Linked DNA regions of Homo sapiens: all the other regions are linked to region 1. Evidence: chromatin contacts called from ENCODE Hi-C or POLR2A ChIA-PET data. All regions are on one chromosome and are shown on one strand. Each heading gives the region's core, a stretch centred on a gene start or an enhancer-like site at or near the end of the contact. The rest is flanking DNA. Distances are from core to core; before and after follow the strand shown. Region 1 has its middle 110 kb from the start of MIR4305. Region 2 overlaps FOXO1 (forkhead box O1). Region 3 overlaps FOXO1 (forkhead box O1).

Region 1 (4,736 bases), core at 2,171-4,670:
CTTCTTTTTGCCAGTGAAAAATCATTTTTCCCCTAAATGTTAGGCCAGTTGTTTCTGGTATTTACAGAAGAATATAAGATATTTATTAAACATTGTTTTAAAAAACAAATATGAGAACTATATTTAGTATTTGTTACAACTGATGCTCAAAAACTCTTTGGTGGTGTTGGATATTTAAAAATTTCTTTTCACTTCTGTGGACTTTTATGCTGGTTCTTTTGTAAGTCTTTTTGTTTATAATTTACTTTTATCAGTGGTTTGGAGCAGAATTTTAAATATTTTTACATCTAGGAAGTTCACAAAGTTGGAAAAAAATTTCTTTTTTCTTTTTTTTTTTGAGACAGAGTCTCGCTCTGTCACGCAGGCTGGAGTGCAGTGGTGCCATCTCAGCTCACTGCAACCTCCACCTCCCGGGTTCAAGCGATTCTTCTGCCTCAGCCTCCCGAGTAGCTAGGATTACAGGTGCATGCCACCATGCCCAGGTAATTTTTGTATTTTTAGTAGAGACAGGGTTTCACCATATTGGCCAGGCAGGTCTCAAAATCCTGACCTCATGATCTGCCCACCTCATCCTTCCAAAGTGCTGGGATTACAGGTGTGAGCCACCGCGCCTGGCTGGAAAAAAATTTCAAAGTTTATATTTTCACACCATTGCAAAATCAGTGTGATTGTATTCAGATAATTCCGAGAGATTGCAAATTTATTATTAATAGTTACATTAAAAGAGGCTATAAAAATGCAAAGCTACAAAAATGACAATGAAATATCAACACTCAGGCAGGGGAATGGGCATTTCCATTGCTCATTGCTCTCCCAGCCTTGGAGGAAGTTCTGCTTTTGCTGGGAGGCCGTCAGGCATCATGGGTGGGTGTGTCTGCTCGGGAGCCAGGCCTGGCCTGGAGGTTCCATTTCGTTTGTCATCTGTTACCTAAGGTAAGTTACTCTGGGAAAGTAACATAACCTAGTTTGTCTCAGTTTCCTCATTGGTCAGATGAGGCTAATGATGTTGTGACTCAAATAAGTTAAGACAGGTAAAAAGTGTAGAACAGTGGAGGGCACAAAATCAGCATTCACTGGATGTTAGCTCTTCTTATTTTCATTATAGTTATGTTTCTAGGATTAGATTTGAGAAAAAGAAAAAGTATACAACAGCTCAGTTTTCTCCACACACTCTACCCACTTGGTATAATGGGAAAAGTTCTAGATGAAGAACGAGGACATCTGGGATCCAGTCCTGACTTTGACTTTCACTAGCCTTTGACCTTACTATACATCCTGGGTTTTGGTTTCCTCATCACTAAAACTGAGGGGGGTTGTACAGAAGGCTCCCTGCTCCCATTCACCCCTCACATCCTGTGACCTTGCTTGAGTGGCTCACAAAGCCCTAATAATGTAGTTCTTTTTCATGTAGTTTTACATTTTAATACAATACCGAAACAAATTAAAGCATCTGGAATCCAGCTACAGTAAAAGCTGGAAATATCCTAAAATAATCTTTCAGAGATACATCTGAAATTTTTTTTTTTTTTTTGAGACGGAGTTTTGCTCTTGTTGCCTAGGCTGGAGTGCAATGGTGCGATCTCGGCTCACTGCGACCTCTGCCTCCCAGGTTCAAGTGATTCTCCTACCTCAGCCTCCCAAGTAGCTGGGATTACAGGCATGTGCCACCACGCCTGGCTAATTTCATATTTTTAATAGAGATGGGGTTTCTCCATGTTGGTCAGTCTGGTCTCGAACTCCCCACCTCAGGTGATCCACCCGCCTTGGTCTCCCAAAGTGCTGGGATTACAGCTGTGAGCCACTGCACCCGGTCGAAAGTTTTGTTTTAGGCAAACTTCTGATCAGCAAAAAGCTGGAAAAACGTAACTATATTTTAAAAGATAAAGAAAACAACTACAAAAGAATAGTAGTATCAGCACTTTCCTTCCAGTGTTTGGCTTTGTTTCTAGGAACTCTGAGGTGAAAAAAAAGAGGCAGAGGAGGGAGGAGGAGTAGGCAGAAGGGGAGCAAGAGGATACAACTTGTGTGCTATGTGTGGTTGTTATTTTAAGGAAGTTTATTCTGACCAATTTTATCCAAAGAATAAATCAACAAACACCCAGAAGCAATCTGCCCTAAGTTTTTTATTTCCAATATAGACCTAATCAGAATAATCAGGTTTTGTCAAAAAAGTTTCCAGTAAAATAGCTGTCTCTGTCTTCTCCATTGTTATTGTTAGATATTAGCCCTTCTGATCTTGCACAGTCCCCTTGCCTGGTAACGTTAACTAAGTAAATATTAATACTGTACACTTTTCCTTTGGAAAATGAAGGAGAACAAATGGGAAAAGATGTAACAAATGTTCTGCAGCCCTGTTATAAATATTTTATGAATGAATCAGAGAAATTGAAGATGAAAAAAGCCCACTAATTCAGCCAGTACCCTGATGTCTACTGCTGTATTCTTTCAAGCGGTTTGTCTGGTCTGGTCTTTAGTGACTCAGGTTATAGGGAATTTACCACTTCTGTCGAAGCTGCTTTTGTAGTGGGGACTATCTAGCTGCTAGGAAAGTTTGTCAAATTCCCCTTGCTTTTGTTTAGTTTTCTCATTAGTCTCATTTGATTTTGTTTATTTAATTGCTTATTTTTAGTGTCTTTAGATTCTTAATTGATTTCTACGTGTCTTTTCTATTGCTTTCTTTTTTGTTCATTCAGCTTTTCTCTCTTTAGTTGTTACCAGGAAGAAACCAAAACAGCTTTTTGGCTTGTAGATAGGTGAGAAGTAACAATTGGTTCCATCACCAAATTAACAACAACACTTGCTACATCAAGTGTTAGGCTAACTACTTTGCATACATTATCTAATTTATTAAGCACCTTCTTTTTGCCAGACACTGAGAAGGCAAGGTTAAATATGACCCTGCCACTGTTGGCAGGGCCTTATAATGTAGTAGGGGAGATAAGCATTCAAATAGATAGTGTCAACACAGCATATTCAGTGTGTGGGGCTATTTTCAGAGTCATCCTGGAGCACAGAGGGGGGTGTCCACTCCAGCAGTGAAGAGCAAGGAACGAGGGCAGAGGTCAGGTGGCATGGGAGAGAGATACCCCAGGTGAGTTGACCCATAACCTGATTCCTGTAAGAATAAGAGTTAACTAGGTTAGAAGGGGGTGTGGAGCTGGAGAGGATAGCTACTTGGGAAACTACATAAAGTTTAATGTTATTAGGTTGAAAAATGTGAGAGTTGTTGGAAGATGAGGTAGGCCAGGAGAAGAAACCGGCCAGGTTTGTATTACTTGGTGGAAAACTTGAACTTTGCTTTGGATTTTAAGAACAGAAATAAGGCTGCCATGTGAAGAACACACAGGAGGGGCAGCAGAGAGACTGGCATCTTTCCTGGTGAGGGATCACCAGTGTTGCAATCGCAGAGTCAGGTTAGCTCTTCTTGGTTGGAGTATCTTTAAGGCCATCTGGTCTGACTCTAAATGACTAGGAAATTACTCATCATGTGCCTTCTAACTCTCTGAGTAGTTATTTCCATTTCCTTGATACTGAAAAAAGGGTAGTAGGGAATGTATGTTTGCTGCGGCCAGTGGGGTTATGTCAAATAATGGTTACTTACTGACAGCAGTCTAACAGTTTCTGGGAAGACTAATGTGCTCCTAACTGCATATGTGGGAGAGAAACAAGAACTACCCATTTACTGAATATCCACTCTGTGCAAAGCCCAGTGCCATGGGCATTAACATTCATGGTATCAGCAAGGTGGCAGCAAAGAGTCAATCTTCTGAGAGTTAAGCAGTCCTAATCAACACATTATAGGAAATAACTATGTGCAGAAGTTATCCTGTCTAAGAGATGAGTTACTTATATTTTCCTCCCAGCCTAAAAGGAATAGTTTATAAAAAATAGTTAATACTTGAGGTTGATAGATTTAATACATATCCAATTTGGGTAAAGTGACTATGGTGTATTCTCAGGACAGGAAGGACCCTAAAGGATGCTATAATCTGACTAATTATAATTGTAACAGGCTTCTCTGAAGTAATGTGTAATGGAAAGGTAGTGTCTGCCTAGAGCCTAGAAAAGGCAGCATAGGGCAAAAGGCCTTGACCAGCATTAATTCATAACAACCAATGAAAGAAGGGACTATGTAGCTCATGTGCATTATTGATTTCTAAGTGTCTAAAAACACATCAGAATTTGCTGCAGCTTAGATAAAACATTTACTGAACATGTATTGCCAGAATGTGAGCTTATTGATAATCTCCTTAGTATCAGGAGAGGATATAGCAGTAACGTGTAGATTCTGCCTTCAGACCCCCCTGGATTGGTATCTTGACTTTGCCACTTAGAAGCTGTATTAGTTATCTGTGAAAACAGAACAAATTATTCAAACTTAGTTATTTAAAACAATATTATTTCACAGTTTCTCTAAGTCAGAGATTCAGAAGTGGCATAGTTGGGCAGTTTTGCCTCAGGGGCTATCATGGTTGTTGTCATCTGAAGGCTTGACTGGGGCAGGAGGGGAGCCACTGCCAGGGTGGCTTATCCACATGGCTGACACGTTGGTCTGGTTTTGGTCCTCCCCTTGTGGGCCTCCACACAGGCTGCCTGAGAGTCTTCACCACATGATGCCTGGCTTCCTTGAAAGTGAGAAATCCATGAGAATGCCAGGTAGAAGGAGTAGTGTCTTACATCCTAGCCTAAGAAGCATATGCCCTCACTTCCACCATATGCTTTTTATTAGAATTGAG
Region 2 (4,652 bases), core at 1,098-3,597, 810 kb after region 1:
ACAAATAAGAAAAAATAAAGATTTATCTTAATTTCATCTCCTCTCCAAGGCTGGGTACCCTTGCTTGAGGAGTCAAATAAAAACTTATTTTTGCTAAAAGACTCAAGGACAGAGAGAGAAGCTGCCATTAACCATGTTGATTACTAGGATGGCCCCAAAGACAGTCCATCTATACCTAAAGCACGGCTCAAGTGCTTGGAGAAAATCTTTGTTGCTTCTTCCACATCTGCTCTTCCTGCCTGCCAACTGAGATGCACTGTTCTCCCTCCATTCCTCTGCATTTCTACCGAATGGTCTGGAAAGCCAAATGAAACGGAAGTCTTCACTTAATGAGACATTAATTATGAAGTCCATCCAACTAAAGTGCTGTCTTCAGTGTTCACAGTAGCCTCTCCCCACCTTTTAAAAGGGCCAGAGGGTTGATGGTGGTAATGGGTCTCTGCCTCTGTGCCACCCTAGGTTGACTTCCAGGGGTAAACTTTAAGGCCTTTCATGTGAAAGAGAGTCAATGCACTAACATTTTCGGGCTAGAACGGCACTTTTCAAATTGCATAACACAGAGTACAGAGCACTACTGCATTATGCTCCATATCCTCACATCTGCTATGGTGCGGGAGGAAGCCCAGGATAGAAAGGATTCAATTCAATTAACAGAACCTTGGGAGTTCAGGCAAGCAGAATCCTACATTTAAATAAATGCCCATTTAACCCTAAAGAAACTGAGTAGAGGAGGATTAGGGAGTGCTCATCTTCCACCTTTCCTCTCCAACAATCAAGGTGTTCCTTGCTCAGGCTCTACTTACAATTCCCTGAACTGCACAGTCAGGAAGTTTGAGTGTATCTGCACAAGACTTCTCTAGCTTCATTACCAAACCTTGAGTCACCTGAATCCGAACAGGCCAACTGATGTTTTAAGTGGAACAAAATTCCCTGCCTACCTTTTCTTTTTCCATTTATTGGGCTAAAAAGGTAGTGAAAATGTGGGCGGTTAAACCCTCCATAACCATCACTAACAGAAGCAAACAAATGTTCACAGAATCCCAAAGTCCAGGAACAAATTATATTTAAGTTTTCACCCTTAAACTGAGTTTAAGATTTTGGGGGGGACATTTACTCCAAGCCAAAAAGTTATCCTAAGAAGACCCCTCACTTACAGGGGCTGGGAAGCACTATGATTATTTTCCTGTTATCCATCTAATCTCAACCCACCCCGGCAGAGGCCCCAGCCTAATGAACAACCCTCAACCAAATCTTCCTGAAAGAATTCAGAATGAGCAACTATGGAGGTCTCCTTGGTAGAATAAAGGGCCTGTCCCTCATAAAGACAACATAAAAAGAGTCAAGGACACAAGTGATTTAAAAGTGTCACTGATTGACCAGGAGTGATGACTCACTCCTGTAATCCCAGCACTTTGGGAGGCCGAGGTGGGCAGATTGCTGGAAGTCAGGAGTTCAAGACCAGCCTGGCCAACATGGTAAAACCCCATCTCTATTAAAAATGCAAAAATTAGCCAGGCATAGTGGTGCATGCCTGTAATCCCGGCTACTTTGGAGGCTGAGGCACAAGAATCACTTGAATCCAGCAGGCAGAGGTTGCAGTGAGCCTGAGATCGAACGACTGCATTCCAGCCTGGGCGACAGAGCGAGACTCTGTCTAAAAAAAAATAAATAAGTAAATAAATGAAAGTGTCACTGATGCCAACTGTCCATAAGACAGTCAAGGCAGACCATCAAGAAATGGCTGCAAGAATATTCTACATTCAAAGACATCTCAAAAGTAACTATCTATTCACATAAACAGTTTAATACAACTCAATCCAATTCTTGCCAATTCTAAACAAGAAAAGACTGGCATAAAATATAAATCTTCTCCCCAATCAAGGCCAACAATGAAATTAAAGAAAAAAAACTCTCACATGAGTACAGTCTGTATTATTTATAGAAACAACTTTCATATCCATTTCAAGTTACTTAAATTCAAAACTTGCTAATAATAGAAACAGTATGTAAGTGTCACTAAAACCGGAAACTGCTGCAAAATAACAGAATATTTCAGAGTCAAATTCAAGGATCTGTGTTGTAAAATATTTCGTCTTTGTTACTCTATCAGCATTTAATTTATAAAAAGTGAACATGTTCTACTTTGGTTAATTAACCACTAACATAAGTCAAATAATGAATGCTGCTGCCTCCTAAATTAATCAGAATAGATTAACAGAATCCTTTGAGCTTATTGTTTCAGAACAAATTTCAAAGCCACCACAGTAACTTTCTGGAAGTTAAGAAAGAGGAAATGTGCTTCTCATGTCAACAGCAGAGCAGTTTTCAGGAGTCCCATTGTTTCAGTGCAGGGAGCTCAGCTGTCCTGGACTGTCCTGAGTCAAGACAGGAAGAGCTGTCAGACTTCTGGGGCTGATCACTCAAGCATGACTGGACAAGACCAGAAGCAGCAGATGTTTAAAGGGTGATGGGAAACAACTATGCAAAGAAGGAAACACTAGTAACTTGAAGAGTTACCAAAGCCTCACTCTGTTGACATAATTTGCAATCAATAAATACGTTTTAATAAAAGTCTGCAAGTTTGTACGATGGGAGCCTCTCTCTCCCTGCTGCTGTGGCCCCTACCCAACTCCTCCCAATAACAGCAGTACTATTTTACAACCCCTAGAGCAGGTCTTAAAATGTAAGAGAGATTTTAAAACCATCATTTCTGTCCAAGAATGACTATTCTGGCATAGTGACGCAAAGAAAAGCCATTCAGATAAACAAGAAACCTATTCTCCAAGAACAAGGAATTGGATTAGACTAGTAATATCTAATAACATCTAAGCCCAATGATGCAAACAAAACAACACAACAGGAATGTGTACTATACTATGGGCCAAATGCCGCAAACAGAAACCTTCTCCTTGCTAAGACTCTTCGGTCTCTTCTTACATAAAGACTCCAGGCAATTACTGTCCCCAAAATAGCTTTCTTTCCAAAATGACCATTAACCAAATGCCCCTCTTGCGGAGTTACAGAAGAGGATAGATGTCAAGTGTTCCATCAAGTGGAACAAGAACTAAAATATGGAACCTTGAAACCACAACTGCTGATATACCAAGGATGAATCCCAATAAACCAGAAAACTCACTCAAAAGTTTAGTTTTCCATCTCCACAGCATGGGTTATCCCAGCAGTCTCAAAGGCTCACACCTGTTTCACTGGCTCAGCTTTGCCGTCAACGGGAGATGTGGAGATATGCTGCAATATCGTTCCAGTTTCAATAACATACCACGCTGGACTAATGCCTTCTGTGTGGCTTTTTTTTTCTTTTTTAAGAATATCAAAATGCTAGGGGCTTGAGAGAGATTTAAACATTTCACCTGGTACAAGTAGCATTAGGACTTTCAAAAATACCAAATTGTTCACATCACAATGTTTCACTTAACGCTACACTTTACGAGCTGGCCATCAAAATCCTCTTCTACTTCATACCTACTCTCCTCATTTATCACTTTCTGGTTTCTAAGGTACTAAAGTATTGAAAAAGAAAAACACAATGCTCAGGTTCTGGAAGGCCTCTCGGAGGATGGGGCCTGGGGACAGATGGAGGACCCCTTTATACCAAAGGCAAGAGGACTAGCAGTCCCAAGTGGAGAGGGAGGACTGCTTCAGAGTTCAACAGAGGTCCATCGTTTCTGATCTGCAAATCAGCTCAGAAATAAAAGAGACTCTTCCTGCCAAAAAAAATACAAAGCAAGAAGGGGAGCAATGAGAAATCCAACAGGGTCAAACACCTTGAAAGGGGGCAAGCTGTAGCTTGCTGCTACTGCTAGGAGGGCAGCAGTGTTGAGTTTCCTAGCCGGGTGGCTCCCACGTTCTGGACACGGCACCATGAGGAGGTCTAGGCAGAAAGTAGCTCATAGGGAAGAGGCAAGGCTCACAAAGAGAAGGATCATCAGCAGTGCACTTCAGTCAAAGTTGGTGCAATTGAATTTTGAGCAGCTGAAGGTCCAGAGACCTCCAGGAATGGAGAAGTACAAAGCAGCCAGAGGCCCAGAACAGGAAACCTGGTGCCATACTTACTGGGCAGGCCAGCCAGGTAGGGCGCCCAAGAGGGATGATGGAAAGGACAGACAGCAGAGTGGAGACTAGCAGATGATACATTCTGGGTGGCTATAAATAAGAACGCTTTAGACCATAAAGGCCAATTGTTTTATAATTTTACTAGTCTTGTTACTTTCATAAAACTATAGCAAAAACTACTAAAAATATATATATTTTTTGAGACAGAGTCTCACTCTATCGCCCAGGCTAGAGTGAGGTGGCTCGATCTTGGCTCACTGCAACCTCCACCTCCCAGGTCCAAGCAATTCTCATACCTCAGCCTCCTGAGTAGCTGAGATATTTTTACAGCTGTGTGCCACCACGCCAGGCTAATTTTTGCATTCTTAGTAGAGACAGGGTCTCATGATGTTGGTCAGGCTGGTCTCGAGTTCCGGGCCTCAAGTGATCCACCCGCCTTGACCTCCCAAAGTGCTGAGATTACAGACGTGAGCCACCGCACTCAGCCCTATTAGAAATTTTTTGTTTCTACAGCTCCATAAGTAAATTAGAGCTCTGCCAGTAGATTAAATGAAATAAATCACTACACTTGAATTCTCACA
Region 3 (4,644 bases), core at 2,008-4,507, 840 kb after region 1:
AGGACACGCTGCATCCACCTGCCACACCCTCACTCCTCAGCTGCCCGTTTTTATTAACTAAGGACATCCGGGGTGCTTTTTGTGGAAGCATGAGCATACTGTACTGAGGGAAGGGAGAGGAGATAACAACCTATTTATATATGTCTATAACAGTGAAATTTTAAAAAATGGTAATTATGATGAGGCATCTGTCTATTTGGCACCATCTAAAACCAGCAAGCAATAATTGTACAACAAGGGGGTGTTTAGTGTGTGAGGTTTAGGACATTGTGCCAGAAAACCTAAAGCATCCAAGTTGTAAAACATTGTAATAAGCAGGTAATCCTAGGCCCAGCGTCCAAGTTTCTGCCCTAACCTGTTCCTTATGATTATGATTTTAAAACATCCCAGTGTCAGCAGGTTCACTGTGAGTCAGACCTGAAATAATAAATGGCTTATTTTCCATCCTGATGGAGGAAATACATCATGGCTCATTGTGGCTCACTTAACTGAGGCTGTTTTTACAGGAAAATATAAAAATAACTAAGTCATTCTGCCTTACCATTTTTATTTTAAATTTTTTTATTAACAAAGCTCTATACTACAATCCATTTTAAAAAGAAAAAGCATGTTTCAATATAGGCTATAAAAACAATAGCTCACAAATATCTAGAAGGAAAAATAATATAAACTCAGAAAATTATGCTTGTAACCAACGAATACCCTGCTTTGCCAGGATAACCAATTAAATGCATTCACTACATCAAGATAAACTGCTGCTTATTTAAATGGTCAACCACATGGTAATGCTGTTAAAAGACAGCCAAAATCTTCTACCAGTATTCATTAAGGTTGCCAGGCCTTAAAAACCACATGTATCTATACACATACATCTACATAAATTCCAGAATGCAAAGTCTTACTTGTTGCAAACTCTCAACTGAACGTGAGGAGAAAAGTTGTATCTTCATCAAAAATAAATGCTTATTCAGTGGCATCAATACTGCACATAGGCTGTAAAACTCATCGTGACTGAGGATAAAATGAGTGAGCAATATATTCTCAGAACAATGAGTTTTGTTCTACCCTGTTACATAAACAAGTTCTATGTGACCTCACGGCTTTTAGATATGATTTATGACACCATGTCAGAATGCAATCTTATTTGTTACCCAAAACTGTGCTAGAGTGCTACCCCTATGGTGGGTTCAGACATTATTTAAAACAAACAAACAAATAAACAAACTTAAGACAGCACCACTGTAACCAATACAAGGTTACTAGGTACACACAGTGTGTATTTCAGGATATGACCAATAAATTTAGAATCATATATAAGGTCCTCAGTGTGTAATACAAATTTGAAGATAAAAATATTCATCGCTTCTGCTGATTTCGTACATTAAAACAGTTACGCCATAATTCTATCCCATCTCCTTGAAACAGTGATGCAGAGGGGAACCCTGCTAGAGGGGTTCACGTGGACTTAAATGCCCATTCCCTCCTCACCTGACTCTTCTTGTGCCCCTAAACATGGATGGCATGATAGGGAAAGAACACATCTAAAACACACGGAAGCTGTGTTTGGGAGAGAGGACGGTGCTCAGCACTCTCTCACGAGCCCTGTTATTTCCCTCCTCCCATCACAGCTACAGTACTGTCAACAGTAAAATGTAAAAACCCTAAAACCTAGGCTGGGCACAGTGGCTCACGCCTGTAAATCCCAGCACAGTGGGAGGCCAAGTTGAGTGGATCACTTGAGCCCAGGAGTTCAAAACTACCCTGGGCAACATGGCAAAACCCCGTCTCTACTGAAAATACAAAAAATGAGCCATGTGTGGTGGTGCATGCCTTTAGTCTCAGCCACTGAGGAGGCTGAGGTGGGAGGTTTGTTTGAGCCCAGGAGGCGGGGGTTGAGCCAAGATCACGCCACTGCACTCCAGCGTGGGAGACACAGTGAGACCCTGTCTCAATAAATAAATAAACAAACAAATAAAAATAAAAATAAAAACTCTACTAGAGGGCTAGGTTTTGCCCTGCCTTTTTACAGGCCTACTGAAAACAAGGTCAGTAGACTGAAAGGGCCAGCAGAAAACACAATGACTCAAGGGTTACAGTTATCCATCTTCCATTTATCAGCTGTCATGCCATAGAGACCTTGGATCTCCCCAACAAAATCCAGGCTTCCCCACCTCTCCTACAGGGTTCTAGAAAGCTCAAATGGACAGAGCACAGCAGGCAGACAGTATATCACAGACACAGCTACGAAGATAAAGTGCCATGTATGATGGCAAAAATGTTACAGGGTCTCCATGAAATTATCAGGATGACACCTCAGGTTTTTAACCTAAGAAAACAGAAGAGACTTGTGTGTGTGTTACACATATGTACGTATACACACACGTGCGTTCGCAAGCATGCCTAAGGAGATTTCTTTCAAAAAGAAGGCTGGCCCAACAATTTCAGTGGCCAAGAAATTTTATCATCCCAGGCACAACATTTCTTGTTTGCTTGATGTCAATTCCATGTACAGTAGTCCTTCCCTGAGCTTTCACTTTCCACCTTTTTGAGTTACCTGCAGTACAACACAGTAAGATATTTTGAGAGAGAGAGAAACCACATTCATCTATCTTTTATTACATTATACTGTTATTATTGGTCTGTTTTATTATTAGTTATTGTTGTTAATCTCTTACTCTGCCTAATGTATAACTATCATAGGTATGTAGGTATAGGGAAAAACGTAGTATACACAGGGTCTGATACTATCCAGTTTCAGGCACTCACTGTGGGTCCTGGAACTATCTCCCTCCTATAAAGGAGGACTACTGTGTATCGGTTTATCTACAATTTTAATGGCAACGTTTTAAAAGAGGAATGACCCACAAACTCCACTTTCCCTGCCCTCGTATTCCTTTCACCAGCAAGACAGAGGTGAAGAATTAAACTTTAATCAGCCACAATTTGAAGAAGGCTGTAAGATGATCTCCAGTATTTGAACCTTGAAATCTGGGTAAAAAAGAACACCTCATGCCTGTAAACCCCATCTCTCCATCAGGATTATCACTTGGTCAATAAGAGATAGCAAAGTCAAAAGTGTCCTCTTTTTGGAGGTGGTGTGTGTGTTGGAGGGCAGGGTCTCTGTAAGAACAGCTATAAGTAAAAGAGATATGGTGAAAGGTCACTAGTCTGTCATCTCTCTCTTCCTGAGGCACATAAGGATGTGACATAGTTACATGTGGTTTGCAAGAGGGCTCCTCCCTTTACAATCTGCTTCTCCGACACCCCTAATCTAATCAATTTTTATTTTCAGTTTGGTGTTTAAAAAAAAAAAAGTTACCACACAGAAAGGACTTTAAGTCTGAAATGTTAATCACATCAAAGTCTGGAACTTCAAAGTTGCAGTTCCCACACCAAGAGCAGCTCCGGTCCCCATCTGCAGTTTGAGTGTTAATCTAGATGGTAGTTTCTCTGATTTAAGACCTTGTTTTATGTGTACAGGGAGTGTGGCCAAGTCACAGGCACTACGAATTTGAATTTCCTGACTCTCACTTGGTTTAGTGGATGATTACGGCGTCAGCATGTGCATTTGAAACAGGTCCCCAAAGAGGAAGCACATTCAGGTCACTTGAACAAACACAAGCGTGAGCCACACCAGAGCCCTCCAGCTGACTGCCTAGCAGCAGTTACACGGTCTCCCATCAGGACCCTGTGACCAGAACTACCAGGCAGCTTTCATGGAACTGAAGTTGGATCCTCACGGCTGGTACCATTAAATGGCTTGTTTTTCTAAGAACCTGTGAAGAGCTTTAACAGACAGAAGAAAGTAAATCAGACCTCTCCTTAAAAAGAAAAAATAAAGGGTGAAAAAACTAGCACTCAACCCGGTATTTTAACTACTGGCAGTTGCCTTTCTTCTACCATGCAACACAGTGGTTTCCAAAGGTATTTTCCAGAAGTTCTGGTTCCTGATTTCAGTGGCTACTCTATTTCAGGAATAAGGACAAAACTCAATACAGAGACAAATGTTGGAAAAGTCCCAGGGAACTAACCTGGCACCAGCAGTTCTGTGCAAGTCCACCCGGCCAGGCCAGGATGCATCTAAAAGCCAAACAGTTTGCTGTGTGCTTGCTTCTCATCGTCTTCGTCTCCTCTAGCAGCTGGAAATTTTAAAGCTAGATATGTTTAACCACCAGGAAACATGCTGACCATGAGCTCAGTCCTCTTCAGAAAGTCAAGAGCACTGCAGGGAATAGGACCTCTTTTCAAAGTGTGATTCTGCAACACAATGGCACCATATTTAATTCATCTGAACATTCTACTTAGCAAGAGGGACCTACAGGACTCAAGGTCACTGGAGTTGCAAGCAGCCTGAAAACATGGTCAATGACGTTTCATTTTGTAAAGAGGAAAACTAAGGAACTGAGGGGACAGCAAATCTTCACGTAGAAGATTTTGTTACTGAGAACAACGCCAGCAACTTTCTCACAGTGCACAGTGGAAGATCTCTTGGCCCTGCAGAGAAGAAAGCACAAGGATAGTGATGCTCCCCTTATCTGGTGGCCAGCCTTCCAACCCCTCGGCCTCTGAAACACTTAGACTATTTAAACAAATGTGAACCAGAAAGTCAGGGCTAAAAGAAAACAATGAAAGCCAAGTGCTAAT

What was found. A loop is a pair of places that touch in the nucleus more often than their neighbours do. ChIA-PET counts read pairs that join two places held with the same protein, here RNA polymerase II (POLR2A). Pooled maps may share reads with other maps.
Region 2: a map of endothelial cell of umbilical vein shows a loop between it and region 1 (3-fold over the local background). The contact joins two enhancer-like sites. A Hi-C loop is called at or near these places in 3 of 168 maps with a recorded cell type or tissue (CD8-positive, alpha-beta T cell, endothelial cell of umbilical vein and naive thymus-derived CD4-positive, alpha-beta T cell), 1 of 37 single-sample maps with no recorded cell type and 7 of 50 pooled maps.
Region 3: a map of cardiac septum shows a loop between it and region 1 (3-fold over the local background). The contact joins two enhancer-like sites. A Hi-C loop is called at or near these places in 1 of 168 maps with a recorded cell type or tissue (cardiac septum) and 4 of 50 pooled maps. POLR2A ChIA-PET finds 5 or more read pairs at or near these places in 1 of 52 experiments (WTC11).

The regions. Positions count from the first base shown.
Region 1 is chr13:39,774,256-39,778,991 of GRCh38, forward strand. It overlaps a transcript of COG6 not described here. Among named protein-coding and RNA genes, the nearest start is that of MIR4305, 110 kb to the left of the region's middle. Within about 2 kb of position 3,421, at least 2 of the 41 ENCODE cell types and tissues checked have a DNase peak (open chromatin) inside an H3K27ac peak, as active enhancers do; they include endothelial cell of umbilical vein, where a contact is called at or near this core.
Region 2 is chr13:40,587,449-40,592,100 of GRCh38, forward strand. The region is part of intron 1 of FOXO1 (forkhead box O1); the gene reads right to left. Among named protein-coding and RNA genes, the nearest start is that of FOXO1, 77 kb to the right of the region's middle. RefSeq lists enhancers at 2,261-2,320, 2,331-2,570. Within about 2 kb of position 2,348, at least 20 of the 41 ENCODE cell types and tissues checked have a DNase peak (open chromatin) inside an H3K27ac peak, as active enhancers do; they include endothelial cell of umbilical vein, where a contact is called at or near this core.
Region 3 is chr13:40,610,119-40,614,762 of GRCh38, forward strand. All of the region lies in intron 1 of FOXO1 (forkhead box O1), which reads right to left. Among named protein-coding and RNA genes, the nearest start is that of FOXO1, 54 kb to the right of the region's middle. RefSeq lists an enhancer at 3,178-3,227. Within about 2 kb of position 3,258, at least 26 of the 41 ENCODE cell types and tissues checked have a DNase peak (open chromatin) inside an H3K27ac peak, as active enhancers do.